Linked DNA regions of Homo sapiens: regions 1 and 3 are each linked to region 2. A link is a loop called in an ENCODE intact Hi-C map of the cell type or tissue named here. Cell type or tissue: A673. All regions are shown on one strand. Each heading gives the region's core, and the rest is flanking DNA. Links, peaks and the distances in the headings are about the cores only. Region 1 has its middle 55 kb from the start of ERBB4. Region 2 has its middle 23 kb from the start of MIR4776-1. Region 3 has its middle 49 kb from the start of LINC01878.

Region 1 (11,149 bases), core at 4,058-9,057, 310 kb before region 2:
TAATAAGCATTCAATAAATACAAATAATGCCACCTCAAATGATTTCCTATATCAAAGCCACTGCCAATTCAAGAACTGCAAACTAAAAATCCTATACACGATGTTAGGTTAAATTAACATGCTTTGTGATTTTCCTTCAAGATTTCTCTTTTTCTTATAGTTTATTTAGGAAAAAATTAGGGAGAGAGGAAGATTGATGAAGGAAGAAAGGGAGAAAGGAAGAAAGGAAGGGAGAGAGTGAAAGATCAGTTGATCCTTTCCTCCCTGATCAAAGGAACGCATAAGCAAACTTCATCAACTTAGTTTCGGAAACACACCTCATAAGGACAATATATTTCCTGACCTGTTTCCAATTCCTATCTCTTCCCTTACCTGCACATTGTTGGAAGTTATCTTCACTCCTGTCACTCAAGTCCCCATGAAATAGATTTAAGTTTCATGAGCAGAGAGCAAGTACAGGGTAGTATTTCCTTGTTATTTTATATAACAAGGGTATATAACTGGGTAGTACTTTCTTGTTATTGTTATATTGTGCCTCTTAAAGAAATAGCTTCTTTTCTTATCCTCTTCAAAATCCCAGTGTGAATATTTCATTTTAATGTCTCTAAATTATACTGAATAAAAAAGCCTTTGGTATTCTTCCCAAGATCCTAAATCTATTTTTAACATGCAGCTACTACCTTTTATGATATCATTTTATATATTTTAAATGGTTATCGTGGTCTTGACTATTTGTCAAACAACCCACTAAGTACTGACAAAGCCCAAGTGTTCCTTATAATATGTGTCTCAAGAAGGTCTTTCTTATAAATACAAGTTTTCTCCTTAAATCTCCTTTAATTTTCCCCCACAAAAATGTTGATTCAATTACCACATTTAACCATAGCAGTACTGTAAATAGTCCATCATGTAGGTGATGCTCGTTGAATCATGTATTTTGAGGCCATAGCTAGCAGGACAGTGGCTATAATAATCGATCTCTTGTTCTGAAGTCCACAATCTATAACACCAAACTGCAAAGGGAATGAAAAGTACTAGTGCTCAGATGTTCTTAAGTTTTGCTCAACACAGGACATAGAAAGAAATTAAATAGTAAATAACCATTATTTCAAACTGAATCTACCAGGAACCCAGAGAGGCAGTGGGTATTCATGGTGCGATAAGGGAAACACTGAAAAATATAAAATATCTTCTACTTCCAAAATAGATTACAATTCTGTAGTGGGATAAACAAGTGACTAACCAAAGATAGACTATGATAAATACCCTAAGGGAGAAACTAATAAGTTAATTAAGTGTTCAAAGGAGGAAGTGAGTACATCTGTTGAAGGCAAAAAGAGCAGGATTTATCAACAGCATGAACCTTGGATGACCTTCAATTTTACATGAGGGCTGGAAATCAGGATTTTTATGCCGAACATCCTTTGTTAATGTTGGAAATTTGTCTTTAAAAATCAACATGTAGTGAAACAAATATATGGGCTGAATTTGGTCCAGTAACCATCAAGGTACCCTGTGTGGGACACAACAGAGACTATATCTGGAAGTACCATAAGAAGCAGCAGCACAGGATTTGGGATCAGATTGCGGAAAGTTTTCCTGCATTTAGGATATTATCCTTAATAGAGTAGGAAATGGGAACCACTGAGGGGTTGTTAACAGAGGCATGAAATGAAATTACTAAAACAATGCTTAAGAAAGTTGAAATTAGCAGCAGTATGTAGATTGGATTGGAAGGCTGAATTGAAAGGAAAGAAGTCAATTTGGAAGCTATTGTAATAGACCAACAGTAATACAATCCAGGGTGACAGAAGCAGCAATGGAGAGAAGACACAGGGATGGTGGCTAGAATGTACAAATACATGCAAAGTTCTTAGCATCCTGTTCATGTTAATCCTTTCTTCCTAACACAATGCAATTCCATGGGAAAATTCATTTCGTTTTTGAAAGGGAGTGTAGCCTCTGGAGCACTTTGGGAGACCGAGGCAGGCAGATTGCCTGAGTTCAGGAGTTCGCGACAAGCCTGAGCAACACAGTGAAACCCTGTCTCTACTAAAATACAAAAAATTAGCTGAGCGTGGCAGCATGCGCCTGTAATCCCAGCTGCTCAGGAGGCTGAGGCAGGAGAATTGCTTGAACCTGGGAGGCACAGGTTGCAGTGAACTGAGATTGTGCCACTGCACTCCAGCCTAGGCGACAGAGTGGGACTCCGTCTCCAAAAAAAACAAAAAAGAAAAATCTGGAAACTGGCCGTCCAGATTCTAATTTTGACTTCCCCTCTTACCAAATGTATAACTTGTGGAAATTGACCAAACCTCTCTATTCTCAATATCTCAATTTCCTAGCTTAAAATGTGGTTAGGGTAGTCCTTGTAGGATTGTTAGATTCCCTGACTTTCTCTTTCTCTTCCTGTATATATATGAAACTGTTCTCTGTCACAAAGTAGGCATTATGATAAGTGGTCACCTATTTAAAACAATACAAACCACTGGAGTAGATAATCACTTTTCATGTATATAGCATCTACCTACTGACTGCTTTTACCAATCCTATTCACCTCCCTCTTTAAAATTGTCCCATAAAATGTAAGACTTCAAATTATATTGTGCCATATATATATATATACATATATATATATACACATATATATATATACATATATATACATATATATACATATATATATACACATATATATATACATATATATATACATATATATATATATATATATAGCGCCACACAATATATGAGAGATACAATTTCAAAGAAAAGAGGATTTCCACCAACCCTTTGGTGAGAATTACTTTTTCTTCATTACCTTTGTAAGTTGGAAGCTAACTTTCAGCCACAACATAGGCTGATAGAGAAATATAGATTTTTTTTCCTAAATATACAGGTACACACACACTACAAATATACTATAGATAAAATATGGCTACTGCTCTAAATTGTAAGCTCTTGTTTTCATTTTATTGATTCCATAATACCAAGTAGAGTGTGTATTCATAAACCTCACTTAATATGTTCATGTTTTCATTATACCGAAATAAATTTCTCCTATTTGAAGTTCCCCATTCTAAGATTTTTGAAAAAAGGGACTTGACTCAGTGGTATGGGAAAGAGCAGGACAAGAACACTTTATTCTCTCACCTATTCCTTTTATTACCCTTTAAATCAGAGGCGTCTAACTCCCTCCTCCCTCAAGGTACCCTGAACCCATGTCTAAGGTACCATGGTTGTTTGCTATGTAACCATTGCCTCGAGGGGGATTTACAACTCAAAGTGTTCAGATCCCACTTGCTTTTTTTTTTCTTTTCTTTTTTTTTGACAGATTTTGCTCCATTGTCCAGGCTGGAGTGCAGTAGCGTGATCTCGACTCACTGCAAACTCAACTTCCAAGCGATTCTCCTGCCTCAGCCTCCCAAGTAGCTGGGATTACAGGCACACACCACCAAGTCTGGCTAATTTTTATATTTTTAGTAGAGACAAGGTTTCACCCTGTTGGCCAGCTGGTCTTGAACTCCTGAACTCAAGAGATCTTCCTCTCTCGGCCTCCCAAAGTGCTGGGATTACAGGCATGAGCCACCACACCCAGGACTACTGGCTTTTTTTGTTTAATTTAAATCAGCATTTATTGGGTGTTGCCTGTATCCAAGAGAGCCAGGCATCCTGGGCAGACAGAAAGGTAAATTAGACCCCTGCATTTTGTACTGTACCATTAACAAAACAAATCTAGAAAATCTTAGGAACAATTGTTAAGTGTTACAATTGTCAATTTTAGCTATAAAAAATGATAACTCCAATATGTCTTTCGAATTAAGGAGATAAAATAGCTGCAAAATATAACTTAAAGTTTAAGAAATATTTAACTTGTTAGCTCTTAACAGAGATTTTACTTACAGAGGCAAGAAATGAAATTACTAAAACAATGCTTAAGAAAGTTGAAATTAGCAGCAGTATGTAAATTGGATTGGAAAGCTGAATTTAAAGGAAAGAAGTCAATTTGGAAGCTGTTGTAACAGACCAACAGGAATACAATCCAGGGTGACAGAAGCAGCAATGGAGAGAAGACACAGGGATGGTGGCTAGAATGTAGAAATACATACTTATGGTGATTTCTATATGAAAGTTTATACACTTGCCAAAAAACACAATTTTGCTTTGACATAATTGTTGAGTTTCTTGGACAGAAACCAACCAACAAATCAACCAACAGGTTCAGCTGCTTACTCAGCCACTCCTGGTTCAAATAAACCTGACGCATCTTTTGTGAAACTTGATTCATCTTGGCATTTATATCTAGAGTATCCCTTATCTCCCAGCATACCATATGAACTTTTTGGGTTCTGTCTTTGTGCTGAATTAGGGATTCTCTTTGTATCCTCATTAGTTAAATTTGCTATCTTGCCTTCAAAAATACACATTTAACAATTCTAATCTAATAGTAATGAGGGGTCTAGAAGAAAAGTCCTCCCATTTTAATTACAGAAAATTTCTGGGGTTCTTTTTGGAGATAGGGTCTCACTATGTTACCCAGGCTGGTCATGAACTCCTGGCCTCCAGGGATCCTCCCACCTCCAACTCCCAAAATGCCAAGATTACAGATGAGTGCCACCACATCTGGCCTAGAAAAGGGTTTTGATTGCATAATCCATTCACTACTTTTCATTGAAATTACTGGACCCTTAAACTGTGAAATCATATCTCTTTTAAGAAAGTGATAACTTTTTTACATGTATATTACAAAAAAAAAATTAGGGATCAAAAATGTTGCAATTGTTATTTTAAAGTAGGTGATTGCCTTTTGAATCTTTTATTTTTGCAAAATTTTCTCTTCTTGATGTTGTAGGTGCCTATGGTGCACAGAGCACAAAGCATTGAGTAACACTGAGTAGTATAATGTAGACCATACAATATAAAGAAGGAGAAATGAAAAGAAATAACTAAGGGAAAACAATAGTAGCAGCTAATGAACTAACTGTGGTTTATAAGACAGATAATTTTGGGAAGGAATGGTAATATGGTATTGGAGGAATAAAAGAGTTACCCAAGAAAGCACAAATCTCTCTACTTAATAACCAGAATAGTGTTCACTAGACTACAAATTATATTTCTTGGGGGAAAATGATAACCTATCTCCCATTAAACATTGATAAATTAGCCTAAGTTTAAAAATGATAAAGCTAAGTTACTTTTATATTCTGTTTCAGGAAATTAAATAGGAAAATCATTTTCTCACGAATGAGAACTATTCTTTCCTTCCAAGTTTATTTGTATTGTCATTGGATAACTCTGAATAAATTAAAACAAAAATAGCAAAAATAATATGGAAATAATACTGGACTTTGAGACTAAAGATTTTGGTTCCCTTGCTGGATCTCTGCCTAGTATTGTGTGATTTTCATCTTATGACTTAACTTCGTCAGCTTCAGTTTCTCCTACTATAACAAATGGGGGAAAAAAAATAATGTAAAAGATGTTAAAAGATAGAGCCAACTGATACCTTTGTATTCCCAGCACATAACAGAATGCCAGAAACATAAACAATGTTTAATAAGTACATTAAAAATAAATTTATAAAATGGGCATAAAATCACTTTGCAGCATTGGTATAAAGATCAAATGAAAGCAATCAGATGCAATGATTTTTAAATCTGGAACATTTTATATGTAAATAAACATATAAACATATAAAATATTTCAATGTTATCTCATGACTAACAAAATGTATTTTATATTGCATAAAGTTTTGTAAACAGCCTTAATTTATTTTTAAATATATTCTCAGTATGTATATTTAATGTTACATATATATACATATTATTCAATTTATCTAAGCTCTCATGTCCTCACCTGTAAATTAAGGCCTTGTGTTAATTATCTTCAATAATCTATTCTAGTTGTATCTTTTACAGATAATTCGTGATATAATATTTTATATAAATATTAAATGAATTTATTACATAAATAGATTAAATATTAGGCAAATTAGAATTTTGTTTCACCTAAATAGTATTTTTAAGTAAACATAAATGTCACATGACTATTTTTTATCTCATGGAATACTTGATTTATTATAATATAGAAACAAAAATTACAATAAACCTATCAAAACCCAAAATTCTAAAAACTATCAACATTTATGCAAAAAACATTCAAAAATTATACAAAGCCAAAATTTCAAGACATCTATCAAAAACTTTATTAATCATTGACAATGAGATAAAAATGGTCTGATTTGCTTTTGAAAGTGAAGAAATCGTGTTTGACAAAAACTGAGCATACGTTTTGGGAAATAATGAGAAACAGAACTGTTGGGGAAAATAGAATATAATAATCCCTTGAAAAATTGTAAACAGGAATAACATATCGGCATGCAGCGAGGCCAGAGTTAAGGAGAACAGCTAGGAAAGAGTTGCAGTCACTAATGTGGCACTCGTGGGAACCTAAAAGGGGTATTATAAGAGACCAATCCTGCAGATATAACTAATATATGATCCCTCATTTCTCTCTAATCAACCTAAAAACATGTCTATTCTTATCTTCCTTCAGATCCAGTGACATAATTTTGCAGGCACTAGATGTCACTGTTCTACTTAAGCAAAATAAAATCTAGTCATTCTCAAGTCGTAATTGCATCTACCTGTATGTAAATCTGAGACTGCTTTGTTTCAGATCATTTCATAAATCACTAGGGATTTGTACCTACTGCAATCCGAAGAAGAACCAGCTCTGTAGTTCTCTGACAATTTCTAAGAGTCTTTTTTGCACAGAACAAGTAAAATAAAAAATTTAATTCTACAGAAAAATGAGAACAAAATAAAACTAGAATCCCTTCTTCAGCATTTGTCTATAACCTATTTGTCTTGTTAAACTATCTATAGAGAACAATGTATAATTTTTTATTTTTATCTGTCCAGGATCCATAGTTGCACCTTTGAACTCTACTTTGAAATTCCCAACTGGGGCTAATCATGAAGATACCATATTGTTAGTTTCATGCTAAAATCCTAAGGGACTAATCTGTCTTCTCTCTGCCTGCTGAGTTAAGTTTGCTCAACTCAAAGTCCCACTCTTTGGGACTTTGAATCTTGAGTGAATGGTGCAAGGACATAGGACTGTTGGAGGTGGGTTTTTTTTTTTTTTTTTTTTTTAGGAGCCGTGTGGGATGCTAGGCTGGTCAGACTGACTGCTCTTGCTAGGGGACTCTCACCGTACTTCTTGTGGCTGATTGGTCTAGAGCCCCCTTGATTCCCAGGTGTTTCTAAACCTGGGCCTCAGCTTCTTGTTGAGTCTATGACCTACCTACCCTAACACCACCACAACCCCAACACACACATGATAGCCTTACAATAAATCTCCTTTTCCTTATGGTAGCCAGGTCAGATTTTGTTGCTTGCAACTACACAAAACAAAACAAAAACATAAATCCACATCTTGAAAAACAACACAAGTTCTTTGTGATATAAAACTATCAGCTTTGCCTTGTCAAGCTCACACTTGTTGAACTTCTGGGGTTGGGAGAAGCATAAAGGAATAGGTTCTCAAGAAAGAAATTTACAAAATATATACCTGGTCACGTAAGACCTTGATTCTAAACTCTAGCAGATGTTTTTTCCTGGAAGTATCCAGGCAGTTAATTATCCCGAATCTCTAAGATTCTAGTTTTTGGACACCAGTCTTTGTATACTCTACTTGGCATCATCTTGGGAGATCTGAAGGAAATGAAAAAGAAAACAACAGTATTGTGAAAATTACTGATAATAGAGGCAGCTGTCAGGGGATCCATGGAAACTGCAGGACACAGGCTGGAATTTTACAACTGACACACGGCCCAGCAGCATGGAAAGAAAACTGACTTGGGTGCAGCTTCCTGCCAGAATTATGTCTGTTATGATTTTTTCTGAGAGGTAGGAAGGTAAGGGACTTCGGCCACAGGCACACCAGGTTTCTATCCCCAACTCAGCTAGTTGTTAGTCATACTAACTTAAAACAATGTACTAGTTCTCTGATTCCCAATTTTTTTTTCTTGAAAATAATGTCATTTCTCATGGAATTGCGAGGCATACATGGAAATGGTATTTCATTCCCTCTTCTCTGTCTCTTCCCCCACTTTTTCTCACTCCAAGGAACCTGGTCTGGAGATGTCAGATGTGGGTAAGCCAAATAGGTGACTGACAGTGAATGGATTGTGAAAAGGAATCACACGTGCAGCACTCTGGGACAGTCATAGGATTACAGTACTAACTTTTAGAGCCTGAGAGAATCTTACTGATCTCATACATTTGAGGAAGGAACCAAAGCTGAGAATTTTAGGGTATTTTCCAAGCTAATTAATAACCAGAAGCATGTATTTAACAAGGGCCTTATTTCATACAAATTTCCAGTCCATTTTTATATTACTAAAAAATATGATCTGAAAATGCGATCCATTAAAAAAATTTTTGTGACATAATGACCCCGTCCGAGAGCATTTGAATTTTAAAGTACTGACAGGCAGATGAATATAAAATATTATTTGGGTGGTGTTTTTTTACACAGGGGGCATCCCTAGCTATCTTCAAATAACATAATGCAAGTGTCCACCTATCTGAACAGGCGTAACAACTGGAGTCTGCAGAGACTGCAAAGGCAAAAATATCTGAAGGTTCATTTCTTTTCTTTTCTATATTTTTTCAGTTTTGAAAATTAGAAAATACAGAAAAGTATAAAGAAGAAAATAAAAGTCTTTCTAATTTGACCAACTAGAAATAAACTGTTAAATTATTGCTTCATCTTGTCCTCCCACTTTTTCACTTTTTCTTGTTTTTCTCTTTCTCTCCCTCTTTTTTTTTTTTTTTTTTTTTTTTTTGGAGACACAGTTTTGTTCTGTCACCCAGGCTAGAGTGCAGTGGCTCAATCTCGGCTCACTGCAACCTCTGCCTCCAGGGTTCAAGCAATTCTCCTGCCTCAGCCTGCAGAGTAGCTGGGATTACAAGCATGCACCACCATGCTCAGCTAATTTTTGTATTTTTAGTAGAGATGGGGTTTCACCATGTTGGCCAGGCTGGTCTCAAACTCCTGGCCTAAAGTGATCCACCTGCCTCGGCCTCCCAAAGTGCTGGGATTACAGATGTGAGCCATCACCCCCGGCTGTTTTCTCTCGCTCTTGCTCTCTCTATGAATATTTCACAAAAATGTGATTATGCAATGCATATGCTTCATAACCCTTCATACTTAGGTCAGATTCAAGGCAGGGTTAATTTCAAGTGAGTAATAACCAGAAAATTCACTGTATTTCCTAGTTTATAAAGTAATTTCTGGTACATTAGCTCATTTATAGTTTTTAACCATAGGTCTTTGAGAGGGAAGGCAGCAAATTATATATTTTTTAGAAAAGGGTGGAGTTACATCAATAAGCACAAGTCTCTCCTTTTATCCAGAAGGATCATTATAGAGAAGAAAATACTAGGACAATGGAGAGTGATTCTTTGCACTCTATATGAAAAAGTAAAATATTCCTCCCAATAAATATTGGTTTCACAAGGAAAAAAAAGTTATATTATGTCAGATAAAAGGTGACTAGTAGGGAAACAGAATGTATAATGCCATGCAGCCCTGGTGTCTCACTATGTTGCACAAACGTGGCATTAAATATCTATAGTAAAGTAATATTAATAGTTCCAAAAAGGCAAAGAAATTTTAAATCTTCTGTGCATATTAGTCTAGAAATATAAAGGGTAAATAAAAGAGAAAGAGTGAAATTCAAAGATAGACACGAATACACTTTAGATGTTAAAATAATGTGTATGTTTGATTATAGAAGTGAATTAGTCTTCAGTGTTGCCTTTTAAAAAATTTTTTTAAAGCGTGTATATTCAATGAAGCCAGCAGCCACATTTGTCTGGTATACTGGTGTATCTCGAATGCTTATACCTTAGAATGTCTCTAGTACTTAGCACTTTCCTGCAACAAAGGAGCTGCTTAAATATGTTTAACAAATATATTCACCTCATCATATTTTCACAAAATAAGAAGAATAGAAGTAACTCAAATAGTCCATATTCCAAAAATAGCATATTTATGACACTAAAATTAATTTTAATTTTTTAAAATTATGCATCGATTCATGAACATACACTTACAATATTTTTAGAAATCCCACTTTCTACAATGCATTATGCTGTATGCAAAGGAAAAGCAGACACTGTTCCTGCCTTCAAAGAGCAGAATCACCGATTAAAAATGTGTCTGACATTCTGAGAAATATACCTTTGAAAGTAAATAATGAAGCTATTTAGAAAAGACTCAGCTTTTAACATCTGGCCGGCAAATTTCTCATTTTGCTTCCCATTAATGGACCCTTTCCTGATTTTAACTTCATGCTGGGACTTCATGACTGGGCTCTCGGGATTCTTAATGCATAATAGATTTAAATTTATGTTAAAGAAATGGATCCAGGACTTCAAGGGAAATCTGGTTGGAACTACATATGGTAAGTGAGATTCTAAATCTATGATAAGGAAAAGGTGGATAAAATACTGGGTGGATGGGGTAGAGACACCTAAGACAGTAACAAGCATAAACAGGGAAGATCAAAGGTTATAAAACAAATACTTACTTATCTTATAATTTACCTATAGTTTTCCCTGCTGGTCAATGTAGGTTGGCTGACAATGAAATGAGATAAAATACACAAGTTTCTTAATTTTCACACAGTGCCTAATAGGAAAAATCTTAAAGAGATATTTATTGTATTTCCATGTGTGTTATATCATAAAATGTTATTGAAACACTTTTAAAATCTATGGCCAGGAATCATTTTGAAATGATTGGGAACTCTATACTGTTTCTCTCATTCCATCAAATGAAATTTCTTCTTTTCTGTTTTTATGTGTCCTATCATTTATTATACTGTATTGGAGAACAAACAGAACATCTAGCCTTTTTTGATTAATGGTATAAGGACTAACAACTGAATGAGGAAAATCATTTATTAATTGCTATAGATAGCAAACAGTATAGATTTTCAAGTACAGTAGCTTGTCCTAACCCTGCCCACAAGCAAGAGAAAGCCTCAGAAGGAAGCTGATAGAACATTTGCAGAAAAAAAGATCAATGTTAACAGTGTTATGGCATTCCTCAGCACACTGTGGCACAAAGGTCA
Region 2 (11,149 bases), core at 2,218-7,217:
ACTCCTGCTCATAAGACTCAGAGCTTTTCCACTTAATTAAGATTTTAGTAGGCTGTCAATCGATTCCACTTCTGGGTACATCACTATCATCTGGCCAATGTCAGATCTGTTGGTCAAGTCATCCTAATTACTGCCTTGGCTCTGCTGCCGATGATGATCATCATGTTCACATTGTTTTTGATGATGATATGCTACCATTTAGCTGTTGACATTTAGCAATTCTCATTATCTCCAGTGAATTCCAGGGGTTCCGTTTTATGGCAAGAGTTTCCCTATCATTCCTGGCCTATAAAACTAGCCACCACAGTGCTCTTCAAAGATGCCACAAGCTCTCCTCAGGAATGAATTTCTTTCAGCCTTCCACAGCCTTGGTAAATGGGTTGTCTTCTAGACCTCCTCAAGATTAATGAGTAGGTAAAAAGGGCCGGGCGCGGTGGCTCACTCCTGTAATCCCAGCACTTTGGGAGGCCGAGGCAGGCGGATCGCGAGGTCAGGAGATCGAGACCATCCTGGCTAACAGGGTGAAACCCCATCTCTACTAAAAAATACAAAAAAAATTAGCTGGGCCCGGTGGCGGAAGCCTGTAGTCCCAGCTACTGAGGAGGCTGGGGCAGGAGAATGGCGTGAACCCGGGAGGCAGAGCATGCAGTGAGCCGAGATTGCGCCACTGCACTCCAGTTTGGGCAACAGAGCAAGACTCCGTCTCGGAAAAAAAAAAAAGGAGTAGGTAAAAAGATCTTACAGCATAAATTTACTCCAACATTCAAATCTCCCTGAGCCTTTGGATGTCTTCCTTTTTAGTACACCAGGAAAGCATTAATATTACAGCTTGATTTAGCATAGGTTACCTTTGGGTCTAGGCTTCAGTCAATCAACCAACCAAACTGTTAGAGCCTCTCTTTGTTGCTCAAGGTGACGTTATGAATCCAGAATCTTTGCATAGTGCACCTTTATCAAATTCAGCTTGATCTAATCGTATTTCCTTCCACCCTGATCCAATATACTTAGCTGGGATTTTGAAATCCCAAAAATATTATTTTATTTTTCCAAGTTTTCTATTATATTTAAAAGCAACCAATCAACCACATAATGCACCTTATTTTTATTGGAATGTTCCATGGAAAAATTTGATCATTCCAAAGCCTTGTCTCTATAGGCACTTTATTACAGGTGCCAAAATGCGAGTATTTAAATAACTGTTTTGTCAGTGTATTATTGGTGCCTCCTTTGCTACTGGCCATGGGAACATGGATGCCTTTAAATCCAATAAGATAAGAACCAACTACAGATACTGATCTTTAAGGTTCTATTACCAATAACTTTAGCAATCAGTGTTTAATAAGGAAAGCAGAATAACTACAATGTTACAGAATACATAATTTATTGTAGGAATTTCACCTTGTACAACTGTGGAAGAAGCTGAGGAAGTAAAGGTCTAAAAGTGATCAGAAAAAGGTTACTAACCAGCCATGGCATAAGTGAACCTGTTGAGTTTTCAGGAGACTAAGCTTGTTCACCTGCTGGAGTGTATAAGGAAATAGGCTAGTATAGAAATCTATGAGACGTTTGTAGTCCCTCATGGTTATTGCTTCTATGATTTCACAGCAAAGCATCTGGTAGTGTGCCTGATATAGCTCTCAGTTACAAGGACCAGGTGTTAGGAAAGAGAACTGGATGCAGAATGTGAAATGGCAAAAATACAAAGAAAGAAGCATGTGCAAGGGTCCCGAGGAAGGAAATAGTTTGGATTATTTGAGACAGTGAAGAAGAGCAGTGTGGCTACAGGTAAAAGGAATAGAAGATTCACTCAAGATAAAATTGGAACAGAAAGAAGTCAGATCATTCAGGGCCTTATGGGAATTTACAAATTGTTCTAAGTGTATTGGGAAACCACTAAAGGGATTCTTAAAGCTCCTAAGAATGAAATTATCACTACCATCATATTTCCTTCAATCTGTCAGAGACTACAGTAAATATTTTACATAATTATTCCCCTAACATTATTGAGCACCTACTATATGCTAGAGAGTATGCTGGGTACCAGAGATTCAATAACAAACAAGAGACACGTAGACACTATTTTCAAGAAGTTCATGATCTAGTAAACATGTTGCATTTAATCCTCACAGTAGGTTCTATGAAATAGGAAACTGAGGCATAGAGGGAGTAAATTGCATGAAGTCATTTTACTAGAAATTTTTGCAATCAGTATTTGGACTCTGTCATATTCCCAAGACATTGCTTTTAAGCAGTATTCTGTCTGCCTCCCACGCTGTTATGTAAACACCCAGATAAACCCAAGGAATAAATCACTGGAATATGATCAATTTCTTAATCTCTTCATGGTCCTCAGTTCCCTATGCTTATATCAATGTGTACATGTTAGGTTATAAATTTCACTTGAGCATGGAAATGAGACAGCCTTGAGTATGTGAAGCGTCCTTTACAGAATTCAGTGCAATTAAGTTTACCAGCTCACTCAGTTTATCATGTGCATGGTGTACGCTGAGCAGGTGCTTGGCTGTCCATCATGAGATTTGAAGTTCCACATTATATTGGACATGCTCACTGGGATGACACATCCAATTTGGTGGCTGCTTATTGGAATCACATCTTTTTGTCATGTTCCCTTTCCTTCAACAGGAAAGTATAATCATAAATATTAAAAATAAGTTTTTGAAGAAAGCTGCTCACTGACTCTAAGAAATAAAAGAGTTAATTAAATGCTGAATACATTGAACCAGTGTTGGACAGATAAAAACCTAAATTTGGTTGTCGTAACTGTCAGGCCATTTAGAAACCAAATAATTCACACCCTACTAATTGCTTTTATGTTCACTTATCCAAGAGACATGAGTCATCTCTCACAGAATCCTAATTATGAATGACTTACACCTTGTTGATGACAGAGATCTGTGTTATTCTTACAGAAACTTTCCAAGACATATTTCTTTTAAAATAATTTTAACTTTCTCTGATTTAAGTTTATCTGATAAACTTGTGTATTTTCTCAGAAAGATGTAACCTAGGGGCCTAACTTTTCCTGTCTTTCCTTCCTTAGCCAAAGCGTTGTTCAGAAGCCAGGAAAATTGAGTTTCTAAACTTTTTGCTGCAAAGGGTGTCGATGCTCTGATGACAGATTAATCCAGGCACCTGATTTCTGAAGCTCTGTATTAAAAGCACTGATTCTTTTCAGTAAGGAATCCAAAAAACACCATGAAAGACAGCAGTGACACGAAAATCCATGTAGTGCATATCTGAGTGTGTTAAAACAAGGGCCACTGAATTCTCAAGGCATCAAGAAGTTGATATTGTATCATTATTAAGAGTCTAGGGACACTTCCCTTACTTGAGTGTTAAATATGAGGAACTATTTGAAGACCAAGGAGGGAGAATGAATACAAATGTAACTCACAAAATATACCAATTTAGTTACTGACTGACATAAAAAGTCTGCTGCTTAAGATTCAAGTGTAACCAATGCCACGTCAGGATTTTTACGCATACGCACACACAGTGTTCAGTAACAAAATAGTTTCATTGGTCCTTGATCCTTCAACATTTTACAATTAATTGCCTGGGATACAGAGGCCCTAATGGAAGGGTCATGGCCAGACCTGGAAAGGCCAATACTTAACTCTCACCATGCTAGTGTTTCCTCCCCATCCTCAGACTTGGCAAGCAGAAGCCTGAGGCCTGAAACAAGTAACCTTTGGACCTAGTTTTAGTGAGTATGATTTCTGTGGTCACACTTTCTTTCACTACGTCAGCTGTCCATTAGAGGCACCTTGCTGTGCTGCACACGTGAAATATTAGACACAAGAGTGGCTTCTAAGAATTAAACTACAGAGACTAATCCTTGACTCCTGTAAAATAACTATCAAAGACCTTCCATCCTACCTATCTGGGAATTTCATATGAAGGAAAGATTGATGCATAATTAAAACAGAAACTGTGTATTTATTCAGCATAGGGAGTGGTAGTACAAACTTCCTGGAACATTATTCCAAATGGGAGGATCCAGCAATAGGGATCAATCTTTCTGCTGAGTCAAATGTTGGCTTCTCTTCTGAGGTTTCTGATATATGGGCATCAACCAGCACTACGTGCAATGATAGCTTTTGATGCATATCTTGCCAGTGATTCCAGTGAAAATGTTCAATTTCCTTCTTTAAATCAGCAATTTTCTGGGTCTCATTGCCATTAATATTTATGAATTGAAATAATGTGGTGCTTCAAAAGTAGCCCCAAGGTTTTATAAAATAAATTATGGGATTCCTTTTTTTTCATAAGTAGGAATAAGAGCTTAGGTCTTATTCCTTAGATAGATAGCTTAAGGTCATAGAGTTTACTGGCAGGAAGAACCAAAAAGAAAAAAATGCTTACTCCATTATTCTAAACTGACCACAATAAACTACATCTTTTTGAAAACACTGTTATAAAATAGGACTTGAACTCAAGGTCTGATGTGATTATCTTATTAAGAGTTCTCCGGAGCTTAATTTCTCCGTTTAAGCATCTCTATGTTCCATGAAACAACTACAAGCTCACTTTCAGTTGACACTGCATTACGACCCCTGGAATTAAGCCATCACTACAGGGAGAGTACTAAATTCTCTAAATAAATTTCTAGATTATCTGGCATGTTTGACTAGTGGATCTTATGGGTCCTTCCTTCCTTCCTTCCTTCTTTCCTTCCTTCCTTCTTTCCTTCCTTCCTTCCTTCCTTCCTTCCTTCCTTCCTTCCTTCCTTCCTTCCTTCCTTCCTTCCTTCTCCTCCTCCTTTTTGGTTTATTGTTTATTGAGAGGGGGAATCTCGTTACATTTGTAAAAAGTGATTGTCACATCAAACTACACTATTTTATTTTTTATTTCCATAGGTTATTGGGGAGCAAGTGGTATTTTGTTACATGAGTAAGTTCTCCAGTGGTGATTTGTAAGATATTGGTGCCCCCATCACCCAAGCAATAGAGACTGCACCCTATTCGTAGTCTTTTATATCTCACCCCCTTCCCACCCTTTCTCCTTGAGTCCCCAAAGTCCATTGTGTCATTCTTATGTCTTTGCATCCTTATAGCTTAGCTTAGTTGCCCCATATAGAATAACATAAATTCCTTCCCTCATATCCCTACTCATACCCTTTCTGCTGTCTCATTCTTAATCAAGAAAAAAGCACATTACAACACAGATAAAAATTCCTCTATAATGCTGGGATTATCCAAGCCAATCTAAATCATTCTAGGCTAGTGTAAGTTCCACATGGTAAAGGTGGTGGTGAGGGAGTTATTATAATAAAATACATAAGAAACTCTATGTCTTACCCATATGTGTATCCATGGCCACAGGAAGAATCAATACTGCAACTCTGATCAACAGTTTCATTCCTGCATTAGTAAGGAAATTAAAATCTTACTGTAAGGGTCCTCTTATTACAGGAAGTTCACTTCTATTAGGAATATTTCATAAACCAGTTTGTAGCCAAGGTCAAGAACCAGGAAGCATGGAATTAAGTAGACCACAATCAGTAAAACAGGACTTGGTTACCAAGCTTTGGGACAGGATCAGACAGGCTAGAAACCTGCTGGGCATTGTGCTTCCTGGTTGTGAGAATACAGGTCAATCATAGGGACTCAGAGCTGAGTCCAGAGCAGTATGAATGCACAGTAGAGGCAGGGGCCAAGCTGGAAGACAAGAGCATGAAAATAATATTTTATCCATGATGTTTTTATGAGACCACAGATCAGATTCCAATTAATTATTGGTGAGGATTAGCATCAAAGTTAATTCTTCTCATAGATTGAAAAAAATCACAGAATTGGCATGACAGACTATCTATACATGTACAACTTTCACTGTTTATAAAACATAAGGATAGGCCGGGTGCAGTGGCTCACGCCTGTAATCCCAGCACTTTGGGAGGCCGAGGCGGGCAGATCACAAGGGCAGGAAATCGAGACCATCCTGGCTAACACAGTGAAACCCCGTCTCTACTAAAAATACAAAAAATTAGCCGGGCGTGGTGGCAGGGGCCTATAGTCCTAGCTACTCGGGAGGCTGAGGCAGGAGAATGGCGTGAACCCGGGAGGCGGAGCTTGTGGTGAGCCGAGATCACACCACTGCACTCCAGCCTGGGTGACAGAGCAAGACTTGCTCTCAAAAAAAAATAATAATAATAATAATAATAATAAATAAAAAAACATAAGGATAAAGCTGCAGTGCTTTATGATTGTTACTAAAGTAACTTCCCTTGGAAAAAGAAGACCACATTTCAGAGTCTCATCAGTAAAGTTGTAACAAGTTAATACTTCTGAAGGTATTAAAATGAGCATTCCGTTTAATAATATTATTGTCAGAACACCTAAGATAAAGTGTAGTAAAGGAAATTCATTCATCATTCATCCATGCCTCTGACAATTATCAGATCTGGATTCGAGAAGTAAACTTGAAGGTCATCAGCCAATAAGAGAAAGTTGAAGCTGTGGATCCTAGAAATAGTGCACTGTAATGTCAACTTAGATACATTTTAGATATGATAGTGTTAAACGCTACTATAGATTAAGTAACATGAGGATGGAGAACTGACCGTTGTATGTGGTGTTGTGAGGCTCATTCGTGACTTTGACAAGAGTAGTCATTTCACTGGAGTACTGGGGGCCTTATTGGAGTAAGTTCAAGAGAAAATAGAGAACTTAGAGACTGTAAGTGGACTCAACACCTCCAGGGACTTTGTCTAAAAAGGGAAGGAGAGGAATGAAGAAGTAGCCAGGGTGAGTCAGGTCAAAAGAGGGCTTTCTAAGATGGGAGTATACCAGCGCATTTGTATGCAGATGAGAAAGATTCAGAAGAGGTGAAACAATTGATGACATAGACAGGAGAGAAAAAAACCACCACAGTGATATCCCTGAGTAGGCAGGAGTGGATAGGATCTAGGTCCTAAGTGGAGGAATTGGTCCCTGCTAGAGTCCAACTATAGCAGAAAAGGCTCTCAATATGTTGTTGTGAATGAATTTTAAAATGCTTAGTGTGTTCTTTCTTGAGATTTTAATATCTCACTCTTCTTTTTCTGACTTGTTCTTTTGTAAAAGAACTTGAAATCTAATTCAGAATAAACGTGAGGTAAATGAACAACTTGAATAAACTTTCGTCTATTAACATTTGTGGGAAATACAGTCAGATTACATGAAAGACAAATTAATTTGGGTTACTACTGATGGGAACCATCCTCAAACTAAGACGTGGCTAATAAAAATGAAATATCCAACAACATAAGGACATGGAGAACCAATCCTTTCTTGGGATAATCTTCACAGTAGTTAGGGGGTCCTAAAGCCTATAGGAAAAGTGAGGGCTCTAGAAAATATATTTCCCCAAATACTGTACATTCCTTGTGCCTTTTTATCCAACAGACTTCCTGGCTACGTGCAGACTGATAATGTTAGGGTGACAAACCTGCAGTGCATTATTAGCAAAAAGATAAGCATCACACCATTTCATGAGAGAAAAGATCTTACATCCTTAAGCATTTCAATGAAGAGTGTAGGATCAGTTCCTCCCATGTGAATCACTTTGACATTTAAAGGGTTCATGGAACCAAGAGAAAGGTAAGGCCCATTATTGTAAAAGGAAAATATCGTAACCCTCATGGAATGTTCCTGGATTTCTGCCATGCAGAGGAAGGGACTTGTAGTGGAAGGCGATAGGAATAATAGTCACCCAGGAGATGAGTAGCCAATCAAGCCACTTAAGGTTTGTGATCATTGAGGCAATAAAGCGTCATTCTCCTTGCAGGTTGGGCTCCAGTGCTAGTACACTCGACTACATTCTATCATCATCTACACAATGTGTGATCCAAAAGGATTAAGAGAATCAAGCCCTTCCTCTACTCACTCCTCCAAAGAGTAAAACAGACGCTGGTAAATATTTGTTTAAGAAAGATCTTTTCTGATAACCAAACTGGATGCCTTTTCAGAGCAACCACAGAGGTAGGATTAGAATTGTCTGTGTGGACTAGAAGGAGGTGGTTAGAGAAGGGAAGCTGGGTGTTACCATGGAAAGCTGGAATCCAGCTCTACTGGTACGTTAGCCTCTGCCACTCTGGAATCTTTTAATTGCCACAAAGCCCCATTTCTGGGTAAACACAATGAAACTCATTTTGAAAGGAGGAGAGGGAAAGGGCAAAGAACAGAGGAAGCAGCTTCCTTATTCAGGGAAAAGGGTAGGTAACTAGCACCTCGTAGACTGAAAAAACAAAAAAGAAGGTTTTAAATTCCCCAGGATTTACAGGTTAGCAAGGCCCCTGTACAGAGTCATATGTTCTTTGAGAGAATGAAAATGTCATATCTGAAACCTCAATAAGGCACATAAAAAGGCCCAATATATTCAGAATTACCAATTCTAAAGCTCAAGGAATCACATTAAGAGAAGGAGAGAGAAGAGAATGTCTCATGTTCCTTAGTTATGGCATTTCTGGCTTAAAAAAAAAAATCAACTTTTTAATTTTTTTTTTCTTTGCTATTTTACTGGAAACATCTCAGAGAGGAAAACTAACTGTTCATCCTTTGTTAAAGCACTCCTAACCCACAGGCCAGGCTAGACAGCTTGGGCTTAGTTGAGTGCCACTGGCTAAATTTAACAGTATGGCTTTCTCGTTCTTGAGTGTGAAGGCGAGCAGCAATCAGAGGTGCTATGCTCTAGTTCTCTTTAATCCATTTTTAATTATACTATAAACACAACATGTACAGCAATGGGTGACTTCCATGGATTGTTCTGGCAGGTATCAGCTTGTTTCCAACTGAATGATTTGTTTTCTTTTTCCGCCCCCACCAGCCACCCAGATCCTGGGCCCCAAGCCCTCTGATCCTCTTTTTCCTGAAAGAACGTCTTATTTGAAACGCCATTGTCCATCTTAAATTAAATGTCCATGTTAAATTAAATTGATTAATTTTCCAAGACATTAAAGATGTTTTAAGTTTAGAATAAACAAAGCAAAGAAAGGGCTCTTTTTGTAAAAATGATGCAAAGATGGGAAAATAAGTAGATTTTTTATAGTTTTTTGCAATAATTTATTTAAATAAGTTACATGTTATGTTTTCATAAGATTCTATGTCACAGTAAGGATGAGGGAAAATTAAATCTGTAGTATGAAACAAAATAAATAACATGGGTCAAATTTAAATGTTTCTAATTTCATTATATGTAGGGACTACCCCTATATTTCCATACTATTGTGAATATTTTATTTATATATAGTAATTTTTAATTTATGAAATACTCATTCAATAACATCTTACTTTATTCTCACAAATCTATAAGGTGTCATTATTCCCACTAAAGGGATGAGGGAATAGAGACTCAGAGATCAAGTGACTTGCCCAAGCTCATAGAGCTAAAAAATAGAAGAGTCTGAATTTGAAAGTAGATCTTTCAGCTCCTAATTTTGTCATCTTTATGCTATAAACATGGTAGCATTTTCAGCATTCCTTATTTTCACATTTTCTTCATCTCATCCTCTTACATAGAAGTAAACAGATTAATCTTGAGTATTTCACTAGGGCCAAATGTATCCGTTATCTCCTTTGTGCATGCTTCTCATTAAGTATTTCTAAAGTATTTCAGGCAAAGTTTAACATATTTAGTTAAGATGTGGTTTCCCAGTCTGTCTATTCTATCAGGACTTTGATTTCTACATCTAAAAAATGGGAATAATAATCACAACTCTTAGAAATATTTAGATATAATTGAAGCAAAATGTATCTTCATCATTATGCTTTATTTTTAATTAGAAAAGAACTGGAAGCATTTATTAATGTTTATTTTTTACAAAAAGAGATGACAAGATTTTGTTGCCAATGTCCTTAATAGTCCAGGCTTTTCCCCAACATAATTTGGAGGTAACTTTAGCAAGAGAAAGACACATAGGCAAAGATTTTTCAAATGTAAAAAAGGAACAATAAATACTGTGAAGTTAAAGGAATTTATTATTTTTCTACCGTGTGATAATAAGCATGAGGGATTAGCAAACACTTAAATTTTTTTAGAATAATTACATTTTGGGATGTTGTGAAATTTCAAACTTAGCTTGACCTTTTGGTGTTTGAGTTTGTCTACTTTTGGCATAAGACAATTTCCTGACTTTAAAGACATCAGGCAGCTCTTACCAATGAATATTTTAATTATTCAAGTTGCATAAATGACTTGAAAACATATGGAATCAATTTCCCACACAATGTTCATTGGTTAAAAAATTGTGAGAAAAAATGGTTTTGCTATACACGGATTCAATTTTCTTGAACTTCACATTTCACAGGCTTGGAAATAACCGGATTTCTACTAGACCCGAAGCAACTCAAAGTCGATCACAATCCCAGTACTAATCTGAACTGTTTCAAACATTCTTCACACACATGGCAATCAGTCTGTAACTATACAATATTTTTAATTTTATCGCTACCATTCCCCAACCCCTCAACACACACTCATATTAATACCTTTTAAAACTTATACCAAAACCCTACAAAATAAAACAAGTATGTTATAATCCATAGAATGTCTAAGAGAGCCAAAATGTATAATTTGTGGCACTGTTCATTTTGTGTAGACTTTTGATGAAAAAACAAGTTGCTAATAATAAAACCATACTGTGAAGACCACCATTTATCACTAATCAGTGATAGTGACTCCTCCATTATGTGATTTGTACTACTTGTTTTCTAGATATGAATTCCAAGGCATTGGGTGATATAACCCTGCTGTTCTGTCACCTATTTTTCTGTCACTTCACTTAATAGCACAGAGCATCATGTGGACTGCGTGGGATTATAGCACTTGGTATGAAAAAGGTAGTGGGAGGATATTACAGCAACAGTTATGTTGAAATGAAAGTCTGGCATACATGCAAAACCATCTTCCAATTCTTTCCCTTTTTCAATTTAGGCCCTACGATCACATGTTATCACTAACATTTATTTTATGTTGTTATCCCTCTGAGTGATTTAATTTTGAGACAAAATCATTTTTAAATTTATTATATTTGAATTGGTTTATCCTTAGAACTTTAGTCAAAAATGCATCATCAGCTTTCAAATGTCATAGACTGAAGCAAGATTGATAATTATGGTAAGAACTGGTCAACAGACTTCCTGGTGTAGTC
Region 3 (11,149 bases), core at 2,493-7,492, 59 kb before region 2:
AACTCTTCCTTCTACTTGAACACTTAGAGGCTATCATAGGGTTATTAATTGGCCTAATTTAAATATTGTTGTGCTTCAGAGAAAATGGAGGCCTGAGACGAGGCAGAGGGATGGGGGAATGGCGAGTCAGTGGAGCAGGCAGAGCACACACGACATTTATCAGTTAAGCTTGCCCTCTTATATAAGTGCAGTTCATGGCATCACAAAACAATTACAGTAGTAAAATCAAAGATTGCTGACCATAAATCACCATAACAGATATAATAATAATAATAAAAGTATGAATTATTGTGAGAATCACCAATATATCACACAGAGACACAAATTGAGCACATGTTGGGAAAATACCATGGATAGACTTGCTCAATGCAGGATTGCCACAAACCTTTAATTTGTAAGAATCATAATATCTGCAAAGTGCTATAAAGTGAAGCATAATACAGTCAGCTATATCTGTACTTCTCCTTCACTTTGAAGAATAAAAGATACAAAATTCTAGGTTGGTATTTTTTTTCCTTTTTTCTGAACATTTTAAATATATCACTCCACTCTCTGCTTTTTAGTTGTGGAAGTTTCTATGGACATATCCTCAAGCTCATTAATTCTTTCCTCAGATATGTCTAATGTACTAACCACACCATCAAAGGCATTCTTCATTTCTGTTACAGTGTTATTGGCTTCTACAATTCTTTTTGATTCTTAGAATTCCATCTCTCTGCTGAATTACCTAATCTGTTCTTGAGTGTTGTCTACCTTTTTCTATTAGAAGCTGTAGCATATTAATAATAGTTGTTTTAAATTACTGGTTTGATAATTTCAAAATCCCTGCTATATCTGAGTCTGGTTCTGAGCTTGTTCTGTCTCTGCAAACTGTGTTTTTTTTTTTTTTCCTTTTATTATGCCTTGTAGTTTTTTGTTGAAAGCGGGACATGATGTACTAGGTAAAAGGAACTGTAGTAAATAATCTTTTAGTTATATGGTAGTAAGGTATGGTGGGAGGAGAAGCATACTATAGTCCTGTGATTAGGTCTCAGTCATATAATGAGGCTGTATTGCTGGGCTGTAATCTTCACAAGTGCTTCTAAGTTTTGCCCCCACTTAGTGGGACAGGATGGCTTAGAGGGGGCTGGAGTTGGGTACTTCCCTTCTTTGATGTCAGTTAGGTGCTGATAAAACCCCAGTAGATTAGGTTCCAGCAAAATAGTTTCTCTTGAGGGCAGCATGTGTTAGGAATAACAGAATTATCTGAGCATATTTCACAATGGCTGCTTTTTCCCTCTCCATGCAGAAAGGATAGGGAATATTTCTTTCCTTTTTACTGTGAGAACCTGGTAGAGCTCCTGAAAGTAGAACCTAGAAAACATGGGGCTCACCTAAAACTGGGCTCTCCTGGAGTTTTTAGCATTCAGGTTTGTTCATACTGAGCCTTCAGCAATTAGCCAATTACAGTTTAAGTTTTCCTCTCTTGACCCAGCTCCCACAAGGTTTATTCTCCTTTAAGTTGTGCTTCTCTGTATTTGCCAGTCTGTTCCCAATTCGGGGGATAATGGTTTGCCCTGTGTTCTCAATTCTCTGAGGGATCTAAGATTTGTTGCCTTTCAGTTTATTCAGTATTTTAACTGTTAGAATGGAGTGATGACTTCCAAGCTTCTTACGTGCTGAACCAAAACTGGAACTCCCGTCTAGCACGTTTTGAAGTGGCCCAGAGAACTGAAACACATTGCACTGTAAGCTACAGCTCCCACTAAACAATTTTTATTGTCTATTTTTATTCCTTAACATTATCTACTCTTTATAGTTTATGCTTTTTAAAAAACTTTTGGTTAAGAAATTGGTCTACTTTCCCATCAACTATCTTTGGTTAGAACTTTACATTGACTACCCCTTCTGGTAATACTGCCCCCCATATGACAAATCAAAGTATGGGTTTACTCCAGGCTGCCCTGACTCTCTGTCTTTGCATCCTTTCCCCAGCTATAGTGTGGCATATTCCTGGGGTAGAAGCCCTTCTGCCAGGCTGCATGCTGCAGGAGGTACATGCAAAGTAAACAAGACAAAATGAACATCATCACACATTCAGCTTCATTACATGAACGGGAAATTGAAAGCAACATTTCCATCACATTTTCTCAATAATCAATGCCATGGAATTTTAATAATGAAAGATAGAGATTAGTACATTGTGATGTAGAGTGTTTTCAGGGAACTAGGATATTGCCTGAAAATAAATAGCATTGAACATTTCCTCACTGTTAAGTTTATGCTAGGTCCTCTTATGTCTCGCTTATCATAATTCTCTGAAGCAGGTTCCTTTGAAAAAGGCTCCATTCTTATCCCATCCTTTGTTACACTCTCTCCATGTTTTCATAGACCGTAAACTCGCTAATGCATACACATGGCAGGGACCAAGTCTCATCTCAGTGCATCTTGTGTCACGGTGTACCCATCAATCCACTGTGCACTGAAAAAAGACTACAGCCCTACAACCTCTTTACTCGGGTTTTGTGCATGCTGCTTAATTTCACTGCATCTGTCAAGCCGTTCTTTATCGAAGAGTCTAACAGCCTTTGAGTGCACGGTGCTCTATCACTTATGTAGGGGTTATATTGATCTTTCTGGTGTGTGCTCTAAAGTGGCTGGCATCAAAAGCCAGTGAGGCAGCCAGTTTGAGCAGTATGGGCCATTTACAAACTTCAGGATGAGATGTTGCAGGATGCCAGGGAAAACATTTTTGTTTTTCCAGAGGGAACCATAGTTCATGAAATGTGGTTAATGTACCATGTTTGTATACCCTTAAAATCATTTTATAACCACACTGAGTGCCTCTAAACATTAAATATATTTTATAAGTAGTTGGTTAACTAGCTGTTGTATGCTTTAAATAGTAAATAAAATGGAAAGGCACTAAACAGTGACTATATTTCATAGAGTAAGATGCTTTTCCAGCCACTCAATAATTCTCAATGTTAAGAAAAATTGATTTTAGAGGCTGAGTGCCTCTAAAAATTAGCATCTTATCTTCCTACAGGGGATGATATTCAGTTAGTCTCCTTTCTTCCAGCTTTTGACTTAATGGTCTCTAAGGGTCCCTCCTTTCTGAAAAATTCTGTAGGTTATGTTGGATTATAATTTGGGCATATATGTAATTAACTGGGCAAAATATAAATCAGGAAGCAGTTCCATCTTGGCTTTTTTTGAATCTTAATTGCAAAAGAACTAGCTCTTCACACACTAACCATTCCATAACTCCCATCTCTTCTCTCTCCACCAAAGACTGCATAGAGTCCAAGCACTGCATAGAGACACCTATAGCAAATTAAATCATTTTCCTAATTCTTTAGCAACTCTGGCCTTTAAGGAAGTCATATTGCCAATATTGAGACTTTTAAGATAAATAGAGTAATAGCTGACAGCATCACAAAAGTTGAGAACTGAAGTACTCAGATACTCCACAGTTATGGAAAACTGTGTTAAAAGAAGATGCAACTCTTAGTCCTGCCTAAACCACAACCAGCTGGGTGACCCTTGAGATGTCACAGGGCATCCTTGAGTAATCTGTTATAACCTCGGTAATGTAACTCATCAGTCAAATGCATAGTTTGAGCTAGATTCCAGAACCTGGCAGCAGGATAATCTCCATGGGTTCCTTTTAGATCTAATAATTTATAAATTACTTCTAGCTGTTTATCTCATTCTGAAGAACCATGTGTCTCAAGTGTTCTCAACAGTTCCACAGCAGTGGGTGGCTGGCATGTTGAAGCCTGAGGAAGAACAGATAAGCATCAAACTTCCTGGGTACATATGCTTATACTTAGAAAGAATGCAAAGAGTGAACAAAATTCTTCTCAGATACACCCTCAAAATTCCCACTGATGTCATTAGGAACTATGTGGGATTAGATGAGTATGCGTTGCTGATTTGAGTCAAATCCAGCAGTGAGCTGGCACTGATTTTTCCAGGTTAGAATGATGTTGCTTCCTGGTTCACAGACTTGAGAAAGATGTGGCAAAAAGCAAAACCCCAGGATACTATAGATTATAATTTGGGCACATATGTAATTAATTGGGCAAAGATCTCTGAGGTGGCGGTATTGCATCAATTGCCATTGTATCCCTAGCATCCAATCAATAGCAGTTGATCAGTGAACATCTGTGGAGCTAAACTGAATCCCATAAACAAATGCAGCATAGCAGACAAAAAATGTAAACTGTCTAAAATGAAAATCCAAGAAGGCTGAGGCAGCACTCAAAATGAGCCCTCTAGTCAATAGTGTTATAACAGAAATGCCACGAAAATCATAATCTCCCAAAAAAGGAATCATTTCGCTGATTGGATTCAATCCAGAATTTGCTTTTCCAGCCAAAAAGCAGAGTAGGGTCCCACCCTTCCTCCCAACACAAATACATCCTCAAATACAGAGAAGTAAGGCAAAGGACACAGACAATGTCACCTTACTACTGAAGTAAACAATAGTAATTAACAATAGATGGCTTACCTTGTGCCAGCTACTCTTCCAAAAGCTCTATGGGTATTATCTAATTTAAATCTCACTACAGTCCTCTTAGGTAGACATTGTTATTGCCATTTTATATTATAGTTAAGGAAAAACATGCACCAGTGTTTTGAAAAACCTCAAAGTCTGGGCAATTTAGAAGACAGATGACTGACTCTGTAGCAATAGTCACTATAGATAGCTCTGTATTTAAAATCTGAACTTCTAGTGGTCTACCACTATACAAATAAAAATATTCTCCAATTAATGTAAAACTCCATGATGTGAGAAAGCATTATAGAAAAGAACAATATGAAACACAGGAAATGAGTCAGCAAACCAGAAGTCCAAAATGATGTGGCCAGGAAAAGAAACAATTACCATAGCCACAGTTGGAGAAAGATTTTATCTGTCCCATTGGGTATGATCTCACTATGTATAATCCCAGTGATTAGGATATGTGTATATTCGTAACTTTTGATGCACTAGAGAATTAAATAGGCCAATAATTTTGTATACAAAAGGGCATTTTTTTTCCATGGCTAGCCCTAGGCAAAATTGTAGACTATGATGGAGTAATGGGCTTATATATCAGATCTGGATATGAATTATGACTTTTACCAACTGGTCACAAGTCCCATGGCTGTCCTGACAGAGGTCCAGGACCCCTTCCTGAACAGCAACCATGGTAGCTCACTAGTATTTAATTTTTCCTCTTAACTGTGGAATGCAACCTCATGTTAATAAGACTTAGATAAAATAGGTGAGTAAACAGAGAGTAGACCCAACTTTTGAACGCCTCAGTGGTTATATCTACTTCTCCTATGTAGAAGACTAACCCTGATTATTAACTTATTCGATGTTTAGTCAACAGATGTTTGTTGAAACATACAATGTGTCAGAAACTGACTAGTATCTGGGGATAAATCTAGTGAGAAAGGTCTCTACAAACATTGCTAACAAGGGAGACTAACAAATATAGTGAAGCACTAATAAGTGCTAGGAGAAACGTAAAGGAGGCAGTGTGGCTTGGCAAGGAGTATGGTGATATCAGATATCAGATGATCATGAAAGGCACTGCGGAAATTACATTTAGCACAGAGCTGAAGGAGGTGAAGGACCAAGTCATGAAGATACTTAGGGAAAAGGGTGAAACCCTGATGTTTCAAGGTAGATGTATGTTGTCATATTCAATGAGTTTTAAGTAGCAGAAGGGTCAAGCTGGGAAAGGGTAGCTGGTTAGCTCAGATCAATCAGGTTTCATCCTTAGCCTTATAGGCCATAATAAGCATTTCGGTTTTTATTCTAAGAGAGATGAGAAACATGAAAAAATCGTATGATCCTTTAGGTTTTAAAAGGACCATTCTGGCTATGGGTTGAGAATGGGGAGGAGGCAGAGTGAAATGAAGGTGATAAGTTAGAAGACCATTGCAAATCCCAACTTTCTTTCAAGGCTTGGGCAAGGATGATTTTGCTGGAGGTGGTGAGAAAAGGTTGATTTGGGAGACATTTGGGATTAAAGCCTGGAGCTTTGCTGATGATTTGGATATGGGATGTGAGGAAAAGAAAGGATGCAAACATGACTAAGATTTTTGCCTGAGCAACCAGAATATTAACTAAATGATTATAGCATAATCTCAGTTTTCTTTCCTCAAAGACATCTGTTTAACTTTTCAGATTAGTTATGACACCACACAACTTATCACACACAAAAAAAGAAAAAGAAATTCTATCACATTATATCTAGCCTCCACTCCCTAACAGAAGTTGAGGTCATTTACAACATTAAAACCTAAATAAAGTCAAACAGTTGGAATAGAAATAAAAACACAAACAAATAGAAGTGAAAAATAGTAGGAAGACATAGAACCTAGGAAATATTCCCTACTTCTGTTTCTAGCTGAAAGAACAAGCTAAATTGCTTGAATTCCAGAACTTCAAATCAAGGAACATGTTTCCTCAGATGCTCCACCCAAACTGTAATAATTGCTTAAGCCCCACAAATCCAGAATTAACACAATTTGCTAAAGTAGGCTGGTGCCAGCCCGAAGGTATATCAGGGACAAACACTACAGAATGAGAGAAGAAAGGTCATTCACCAGGTTTGGGGCCATAAAGAATACACAATTGTCCACTTCCCTGCCTGCAGAGCCTGTCTCTTCCTTGCCAATTCCCTTTACCACGCATCCAATAAGCCCCGGTTTTCTGGGTGAAGTGTGCCTTTTTTCCCTAAGACTCTTGATTCCTCGAAGTTTTAAGTTTTTCTACCAACCCATTCTTCCTCAAATTAATAATACTGTGAGCTGAGACTCGTCTGTTCTGTGTGACCCCTTTTTGCCTCCCAGGGACTCTTACGCATATCCCTAAGACATAAAAGGAACCAGTTTGTCTTTCCTTTTCCTACTCGAAGGAATGTGTGAGAGTCATTTCTGTTGAGCCATTGCCCTGACACCTAATATTTTCATAAGGAATAAGCAAACTGTCAGGTTTAGTCAGACTCGACACTCCTCATAGGCAACTTCAGAATTTAAAGTCACCAGCACTAAGATTACTCACCTTTTCAAACAGTCTCTAATCTGAGCTCCATGTTTGGGAGTTGAACTAGGCTGGCACCATTGCTTTAAAGTCTTAATTATTTCAGCACAGGATGGTTATGGAGAGGCTTAGAAAGTACTATATAATTTCATCTGTTTAATAACATTTCAGGAACTGGAATCAAAAGAATGGTAATACTCTAGATTCCAGTGTCAATGTCAAACCTCCCATGGATGTGGTCTTACAATCTGGATCTGAGGAAGGGGTTAAAAGCATTTCAGATAAAGAAAAGAAACTTAGCCTTGCAGCCCACCTGGAACATCACCATCCCCTTAATGAGTAAACCTGGCAAATCTTTCCAATAAGGAAGAAAGTAGAAGCAGAGTCCTCAGTTCCCTTTCATACAACTTATGATACCAGAACCAGAAGGGCCAAGAGGAACAAGGCAGCCAGACGTACCATTCCTGAAATAAAAGTCAAAAAATGGAAACACAATAATCTCTTGAAACCCCTCCCACATATAAACACTGACCTGGGCGTGGAAATAAGAGGACACCTGTCTCCTCAGACTGGGCCACAGACACTGGCATGGAAATATCTTTGAAGGTAGTTCCCCACATCTGTCTTCTGAAAGCTATACATAGATATTTTCCTTAATGATAATTTTTATTGATCACTTATTGTGTGCCAGGAATTATATGATTTCTTTACTTGTAGGTCATGGTAACTTTAGGGAGTACCATTATTTCCCTTAAGATACACATTCCTTACCCACAGTAGATTTTCCTTCATTTAATTCTAAGTCTTGTTGATCCACATTGTTTTCCCAAGACTTCGAGAGTAACAACACTTGAGTGGTGAAGTTCAAAATATTTTAGACTAATGAAAATGACCTTGAGACAACATAATCTAAAGTTTGAGTTCTGACTTAACCTCTTAGTCTTATTTAGTAATGCTACATAAGTAATGCCCCTATTGCCTCCTAAATAGTTCATTTCATTTTAATCTTGTCCCCGTTCTGAAGCTGAGGCTGGATTAGAAAAATTGACTTGCTTCCATGAAGATGTCCAGTATAGATGTATAGGGCAGGCTACAATCCCATAATCAACAGGTTTGATGACTGGGAGACACCATGGGTGGGGCTAAAAGTCCTCTAAGAACCCAATGATCATTAGTGAGGAGAGACAACCCCCTTCCTCCAGCTCTTGGTGTTTGGATGTTTGAGCTGTCAAATGAGGATTCTTGGAGATTTTAATTATGCTTTGCATTTGAGGTCAGAAGCTGGGCTTTGTTCTTCCTTGTCACCCTATACCCTGCGCAGAGCCTGACATGCAGAAGATGCTCAGCCATGTTTTGGGAGAGAAGGGAGGGAGGTAAAAAAGAAGGGAATGACATATGGTTAAACACAGGACTAGATCAAAGAATATGCTTGCAAATAAATATTGCCCTGTGATATGTCTTCTGTTTTTAATCTTGAGGGATATTTTTTATTATTTCACTTTTTATTGTTTAAAAATTTTTTTCCTTTAATAGGAATAAACTATGAGAACAAATATTTGCCTTTTTATTTTATTTTTCATGTCTGCTTTATGGCAGCAAGCACAGGATTAGCAGAGGCTTTACAATATTTATGATTTGACTTACTTGCAATGAATATTATTTCATATTGATTGAACTTTAAGTTAAATAAAATTTTCATGCAAACTTTTTTTGCTTTTTAAAAAGCTTCTTCAGATTCTGAAGTTTAAATCTTGTCCCCATTCTGAAGCTCAGAGTAGATCAGAAAAAAATGACTTGGTTTCATGAAGATGTCATGCATATTAACATACATTTTCTATTTCCTAACAATTATTTGACATGGATTTCATGTGGACTTTTCAAGTGATTTGCCTTAAAATATTACCTAAATTATTAACTCAAAATTTCAATTGCATATACAACATTCTAAATTCATCTCCAATTTTTCCCTTCAGGATTCATTATTATACTTTTATTTATTAGCAAAGAGATACATTTTTTGAGTAACTTCCCTAATCAAACATTTTAAAAGTACACAGATACACCCCAAAGAGCCTGTAGCTTTAGTCTGATCTCTAAAAATTGCAGATAAGCCTCTATATAGAAGATAGTTGAAATGTATTTATTATAAATTCAAGGGACAAGATTATTCATGATTTCCTAGCTGTATGGTACTAGATGAAATCATTCATAATTCGGGCAAGTTAACACTTCGTTCCTATTAACATGTGGAGATCTAGATAACAGTCAAGATCAAACCAACAGAATTTCATTCAAATTTGGAGAGTTGGAGAGAACCAAAAGTTTGTTCTAGGAAGCAATAAAAAAAATGAGGTTTGGTTAAATTCTAAGATCAATAAATTAGTATGATTTATTTGAAGCTGAAGGTTATGAAAAGTCCATTTTCAAAACACTGGTTGATTGTGTTTCTGAACCAAAAAGCCAACAAATATTTACTGAGTGTCTACTATCTCCATGGCCCTATTAGGTGCTAGTGATGGATACAAAAAAATATATAAAATATGATTGGTGATTACCCACATGAAGCTTTCAATCATGTTAGAAAGGAAGAAAAAGACACTTATGCATAAAAAGTTACAATATCAACTGGTGTTTTGCAAATTAGTTCATATTTACTTTGTTCTTATTCTCTTTTAAAATTCTCAGGAAGCTACATGTAATTTCTAGAAAAGGTGATAATTTAAACAATGTTTAAAATTTAGTAGAAAGAATTAGGCCAAAATAAATATTTAAGTGTAAAATTCAAACAATTGTTAAAAATGTATTTTACAGGCAGAACAAACAAGGGAAATTATATTTATTAAAACTCAGATGATTAGAAAAGCAACCAGCGGAGCTGGATAAAAGAAAGTTTAATATAAAACTCTTGGAGGACAACAGCCTTGGTGCAATGAAAGGTGTCCAGACCCAGGAGGGCTTCCATCAGAGCACTTCCTTTCTTTCCGGACCCTGCAGAGTACAAAATCCTCGTAGGTGCATCCTTAATTATTTCTTCACATAACACAGAAGCATGAGCCAGCTTTAAAATTCTAGCTAAAGAATAGGGCCTTGGGCATCAAATACATGCACACATAAGGAAGTTCTTTCATACTTAGGAAAGTAGAGACTGAACTATTGTGCAAGCAGAAAGGGTAAGAAGCCAGGAGAGGCCCCAGAGTATACCATTCACTATGTGTGCAGTAATTTCTGTAAGAAGGTAGTGACATGCTTGTCTGCCTCACAGATTACCCGCCCAGAAAGCCTATGTTAAAGAAAGGAAAAAAAAAAAAAAAAAAAAAGTTGACCAAAAAGTACTAGTAGAGCATAGTCTCTTATAAAAAAATATTTTTATAAATAAAAAGAAGTGCACTTTTATGAGCAAGGTCACATTTACCTTCAGGAAACTGTCATGTTTGGGAGTTGGGTGTGGAGATGGAGCAGCTTGTGTTTGGGGTAGACAAAGAATGCATTACCTGTAAGGCAGGTAAATTATCAAGTGGGAATCACTTACCTCCTGTTAGAACTACAGGAGATGTTGAAAACTATTTACTTACTAAATAAACAAGCAAATAAAATGAAGATGAGGGGTTAATAGAACTCAATTCAGGACACAAAAACAGTGCAGAAAATCATGAAGATCAACAGAAATATTATTGCTACTGAAGAACAAATGATTTGAGGAATAGATGGGGACAGATTGCAAAGGTCAAGAAGTTTAAGCTTTTGGACTTGAATCAATGAGCAATGGAAGGTCCATTAAAGCTTGAGAGGCCAGGAAGGCTAAGGATAGGGCCAGCTGGAGAATATGAATCAAATTCCGATTCAGGAAGATTTATCTGGTAAGCTTGTGACATAACAAAAATTAAATGTTTGGTCTCTGCCCCTGGCTTCTGGCATACAGTGTCTAAAACCTTTGTAATTTCCTGACCAGTAGGGGTGCTGGATGTATCTTTTGTCCTAATATTTGGTCTTTGACCCGGTTCCTGACACAGAGCTTCTATCCTTTAGGATTTTTTGGTTGATAGGAGCATCATTTATTATAATGAGGCAATTTTTGTGGGCTCCTAGATATGGGCTGATCACCAGAAACACCAAACTATAATT

Evidence for each region. A loop is a pair of places that touch in the nucleus more often than their neighbours do. Peaks named below come from ENCODE experiments on the same cell type or tissue, not always from the same donor. Only the 100,000 strongest peaks of a DNase experiment are listed, where the experiment ranks them.
Region 1: a loop joins it to region 2, with 5 times the contacts of the local background. A loop is called at or near these places in 5 of 110 quality-filtered maps.
Region 3: a loop joins it to region 2, with 5 times the contacts of the local background. A loop is called at or near these places in 5 of 110 quality-filtered maps.

What each region holds. Positions count from the first base shown.
Region 1 is chr2:212,588,649-212,599,797 of GRCh38, forward strand. No RefSeq gene overlaps it. Among named protein-coding and RNA genes, the nearest start is that of ERBB4, 55 kb to the left of the region's middle. In A673, for the core only: a CTCF peak has its summit at 6,602 (motif pointing right); a DNase peak (open chromatin) is centred at 6,583; H3K27ac peaks cover 653 bases.
Region 2 is chr2:212,898,060-212,909,208 of GRCh38, forward strand. No RefSeq gene overlaps it. Among named protein-coding and RNA genes, the nearest start is that of MIR4776-1, 23 kb to the right of the region's middle. In A673, for the core only: no CTCF peak of the experiment used is centred there; DNase peaks (open chromatin) are centred at 2,852, 4,162, 4,572, 4,962 and 2 weaker places; H3K27ac peaks cover 4,807 bases.
Region 3 is chr2:212,839,188-212,850,336 of GRCh38, forward strand. No RefSeq gene overlaps it. Among named protein-coding and RNA genes, the nearest start is that of LINC01878, 49 kb to the left of the region's middle. RefSeq lists enhancers at 4,245-5,444, 4,678-4,972. In A673, for the core only: no CTCF peak of the experiment used is centred there; DNase peaks (open chromatin) are centred at 3,734 and 4,844; H3K27ac peaks cover 2,883 bases.